Regions from separate parts of the Homo sapiens genome. Here region 2 is linked to region 1. Evidence: chromatin loops called from intact Hi-C (ENCODE). Cell type or tissue: Calu3. All regions are shown on one strand.

The links. Peaks named below come from ENCODE experiments on the same cell type or tissue, not always from the same donor. Only the 100,000 strongest peaks of a DNase experiment are listed, where the experiment ranks them.
Region 2: a loop joins it to region 1, with 5 times the contacts of the local background. A loop is called at or near these places in 3 of 110 quality-filtered maps.

What each region holds. Positions count from the first base shown.
Region 1 is chr2:224,969,868-224,972,367 of GRCh38, forward strand. The region is part of intron 1 of DOCK10 (dedicator of cytokinesis 10); the gene reads right to left. Among named protein-coding and RNA genes, the nearest start is that of MIR4439, 39 kb to the right of the region's middle. In Calu3, no CTCF peak of the experiment used is centred here; a DNase peak (open chromatin) is centred at 1,544.
Region 2 is chr2:224,881,586-224,884,085 of GRCh38, forward strand. All of the region lies in intron 7 of DOCK10 (dedicator of cytokinesis 10), which reads right to left. Among named protein-coding and RNA genes, the nearest start is that of MIR4439, 130 kb to the right of the region's middle. In Calu3, no CTCF peak of the experiment used is centred here; no DNase peak of the experiment used is centred here.

The sequences.
Region 1 (2,500 bases):
TTAACAACCACAGGCCACTTTAGTTTCATGCTTAATTTCTTTCCCTGCTCGAGGAGCCTCTTCCTTGTCTACATCTCTCCTTGTCCTTGATCCCTTTCTCTGCCTTTTGGCTCACTCATTTCCCCCAGTGGCTTTCATTTGGGGAATATCATTGGGTTCACTGGCTTTTTCACTGAGTCGTCTTTTTGAGCAACTCTGTTCACCTGATGAGTGTTCTATTTAATATTCTAGTTTCCTTATTAGTGGAGAACTGAAGGGTAGTCATGTGTGTCAAAACGTCTCCCCAGAATTAATCCAATCTAATAAACAGTATGTTTCTACTTGTAGAAGTAATTACTTAAATTTCTATGATGCAGGTGGGCAGCAGGTATTTTCCTCATTTTACAGATTAAAAAGAGGTGCAGTCCCTCAGTGATCCAGGCACTGTGATCAGTGTTTTTACTCAGTTTTCATTTAGATCATCACCAACAGCTTTGTGAGGAATCCCCACCATGCTGCAAATAAGGACACTGAGGCTCAGGGAACTCAGGGAATTATCCGAAGTCCTACAGTTCTCAAAAGGCACAACAAGCCTGATATCAATACCCAGATTTTGTCATTATATGATTCTGTTTCTGTTCTAGCACGACATTTCCGGATTCAGACTTCTGCAACATGACAGAGATAGATGTCTGTTCCCAAAATAGAATTCTATAAACCCTTCAATCCGAAGAGATTACAACAAAGTGATTTTCCCTTTTTTTCTCTTTGTTGTCTCTGCCGTGGGACCCATGAGCCCCCACAGTTGCATTCTGTATCTCCACAGCATCTGTTCTGCTCATAGCTTTACTCTACAGATTAACTTGAACTCATTATCTCTGTATTTAATCCTTAAAGAAAAGTCAAAAAACTAGTTTGGAGCAAGAATCCCTATGACAGAATTGGCTTTCATCTCCAAATGGATTTATTCCTCTAAGATAACCAGAAACTGGATAGGATTTGCTATGCTATTGACATTACTTTGTATTTTGTAGCTAGCATCTATGTAGTTTCACTTAAAATTCTGCACATACCTTGGAACTATAGCTCATTATTTCTGGATTAAGAGGAGGAAATACCATGTAGTTAAAAAGAATGTGGGTCTCATCATTTTGAGACCTGAACAAATACCCTTGCTCTGCCAGCAACTTTGTAGAAGCTACAGATAAGTCAATTTACCTGTTTGGGCCTGGATTTCATCTTCCAGTGAGGCAGCTGGATTCTATAATATCAAATTTCTAACATTTTATTCTATATAATCTATATTAAAAACCCTGACTTTTAAAGAGAAGTACCATTTGAGCAGAATAATGCCACTGTATTATTGGATATTGAACAGAAAAATGCCACTGCAAGAGATCCCAGACCTGAGTCAACAGAGACACGGAGGGCAGGAAGGTGCAGTGGGAAGAGGGTGTGGTTGGGTTGCAAGAGGGGAGGGGAGGTGGGTGGAGTGAAAGAAGTGGGCATGGCCAGATTGCAGGTGAAGAGAGGAGAGGAGGTGGGTGGAATGGGAGGAATGGGCGCGGTTGCACTGTAGCAGGGTGTGAAGTGAAAGAGGTGGGTGTGGCTGGGCTTGCAGGGAAGGTGGCAGGTACACATTTGCCTAGGGCCACACCGGATGGGTGACTTTGGACAAATGCAGTAATAGCTACACCTCATAGTTCAATGCAGCCACCACTAGCCATAAGTGGCTATGAAGTCCTTGAAAGGTGGTTAGTGTGACAAAGAAACTAAATCTTTAATTTTACTTAATTTTATTTAACTTTGATTTAACTTTAAGAATTGATTATTTTATCTAGTAACTGGAAAACATTTAACTAGTTTTGGAGAAACTTTGGAATATGAATTTACTCTTTCAACTATAAATTTTATGAAATCTGAATACTGAACAAATATTTGTGATTAAAGATTTAGCATCCAAATTGAAATGTGTTATATGTATAAATGTACACCACATTTTGAAGATTTGGCGTGAAAAAAACTATGAAGTATTGTAATAATTTTTATATTGATTACATGCCAACATAATAATAGTTTGGATATATAGGTTTAAAGAAAATATATTATTAAAACTAACTTAATATGCTTTTTTTCTTTTTCAAATATGGCCCCTAGAAAATTCAAAATTACATATGTGGCTTATGTTATATTTCAATTGGTCAGAGCTACTCCGTGTGCTTTAATTTCTTCCTTAACTATATTGGAACAAAAATCACAATATCCTTCAGAGGGACTGTGGCAACAAATAAAGAATACTGTGCAAAGTTTGTAGCAAAGTGACTATCAGAATTGGAAGTGCTCAGCAAAGAACTATTATTTTTGGACATTATTTCCATGTTCACTTCCTCCAATTATTCATAAAGCAGAATTTTAAGGTAATCTGTGGGTTACTCAGTTCTCATAAAGTGTATGAAAGCAAAGAAGGCCCTTGATTACCCAGTGACCAATATTAAGGATGCAGATAATCTACCAAATGAAT
Region 2 (2,500 bases), 88 kb before region 1:
TTTGCAATTCATTAGCTCTGTGACCTGTGAAAGACACTCTACCTCTCTGAATTTTATTTTAATAAATGGAACAATCATAGTTCATGTTCCATCAAGTGCTGTCAAATAATATATTAGATGAAGAAAACCACAAGTATAATTTTGGTTCTTATTGTTCTCGGAAGTGAGATTTTCAGAACTTGAGTTGCTAATGCGAGGCTTACGGGTCATATTTGGCTTCTAGATTTGTTTTCCTTGTAATGTTCTTTCCCCTGCTCCCAATATGACTTGCTTTCTGTAGGCAGGCATTCTCCACGTCTACATAGTCCAAGCTGCATCTGTTTCTCACACCTGGCCTCTCTTCATGCATGCAGGGGGCTGCTTGACCTACAGGAGGTATCTGCATTTCTAGCCTTTGGTTAGTCACATGAAGCCACTGTCTTGGAACCCATATCCACATGGTGGCAGACTCAAGGAAATGAGCCTTGTCCACCACACTGTCCACACCCATGTAAGCCTGTCTAAAGTGACATCAGCTTATTATCATTGCTGAGATAGGGACCTAAAACAGATGAGATTCTTGGGCTGTTCATTCTCTTCTACAGTGGCAGAACCTGGAATGAATGGATGGATAGATGAATGAATGTGAGAATGAATGAATGAATACATGAACTGAAGGAACAAGATAGGATAACACAGGCCTAAATATCTCTTAGTCCCAGAAGAAAAAACTTGAAGCAGCAAAAACCAAGTTCTTTTCCAGATTGGGAGCATAGGCCCATAAAAAATATCTAATACTCTTTGATGATATTATGAAAAAATAGAAAACCATGATTAGGCTTTGTTTTGTTTTGTGTTTTTTTTGGCCAAGATTCAGGAAATTGTCAGTCATAAACATTACCTAAAGTCTCTGAGAAAGCTGGGAAGGAGTTTCTCTCTACTTGAGCCACCCTTGTAATATACGTCTAAGAATTCCAAAGTATTCTAAGGAAAACGATGATATGGATTAAGTCTGAATGAATCAAACTGAAATGGCATATTCACTAAAGATTATAATGAACTTGAACTCCCTAAGAATGCTGGATGCTAAGTAGTACTTTCTGAGGCAGAGACGTTGTTCCTCTTTTTTGTTTGATTCAACGGAACCTGGCAATGATTCTTCATAAAACTGGTCTGATTCATCCTAGTTATTCATTTGCTCTGTGCTTTTGTGTGTACATGATTCATCTTCAGGCACATTTCATGCCTGAGAGCTTACTAGAACTATGGTTAAACTGGCACTATTTCACTCAAATTCTCTCCAGATGTAAAAACTTACACATCTGGAAGAACTATAAGCAAATATGTAAGAACTGGGACCCACACACAAAGTGACAAGTGACCCAGGTTTTGTCTCCCCAGAGTGATCCCAAGAAACTGGTCCCTGCCTCTACAAAGGATGTAGAGAATACTGGATAAAGCTTCTTGATGAAGAGGAATATAAATGCAGGGATAGAGGTGAACTCTTTAAAAGATACATATGCCAAATCTACCTTGGGGAATATTATAGACAGGCCCAGCTTTTTCTGTACAGACTTACAGCCTGAGCTGAAAGAGTTCATCATTGTTTCATGTTCCCAGAGCATTCCATGGTCTCTGCCATTCATACCTCCATCATCGCTCTCGAGATATCGTGTGATAGTGAGCAAGTAGCGATGCCCCTCTCTGATTCTGACTTCAATAAAGAATTGACTTCCCCACACCTGGGTGTAGTTTCTAGCATGTCATAGGCACTAAGTGGGTTTGTTGAATGAATCAGTAGGTTAATGAATAAATAAAGACATAGATAAATTAACACACTTAGGAAAAAATATCCGGAACGTAAATCAAGGTTTTCTAGGAAGACTTTCCCATAATGGAATGTCTATATCCTAGGTTGTGACCTTTGAAATTAATGGAAGAATTAGGGGAGAAAGGCTAAATACACTATCTCCCAGTTCTTTTCACATATTAGCACATTGTTCTAGTTTTACAGATGAGGAACCTGAGATCAAATTGGTCAAGTAACTTACTCAAAGTCTTTGGGTAGTAAATGGTAAAACTAGGATTTGAATGCGGACTTGCATGAATCCCAAGCTTGTGTTTTCCCTTCAATACTCCTTTTTTTCCATGACAATGTTTAAGCAGAGACTGAAACACAATCTAAGTAAGAGATGATGGAGAAGCAGTTCCTCCATAGGAAGGTCAGATTAGAGCAATAAGTTCTATGATTCTTTGAAGAAGAAAAATATTGCATATTAACCTGGGTTTCTGCAAACTTAATATATAACAAAAGACTACAATGGTACTTCTTAAAAAATGATGACTCATTTGCTAGAGAAAGCTTTCAAGTACAAATGGAAAGGATAATATTTAACATTTTCTGCTCAATGTCTATAAAATGCAGTTATTGATCTTTACTGCTAACGTTTTACTTCATGTTTCTAAGGCCAAAAGGTGTCCTTTGTGACCAACAGTAGAAAATAGCCTCCACCCTCCATTA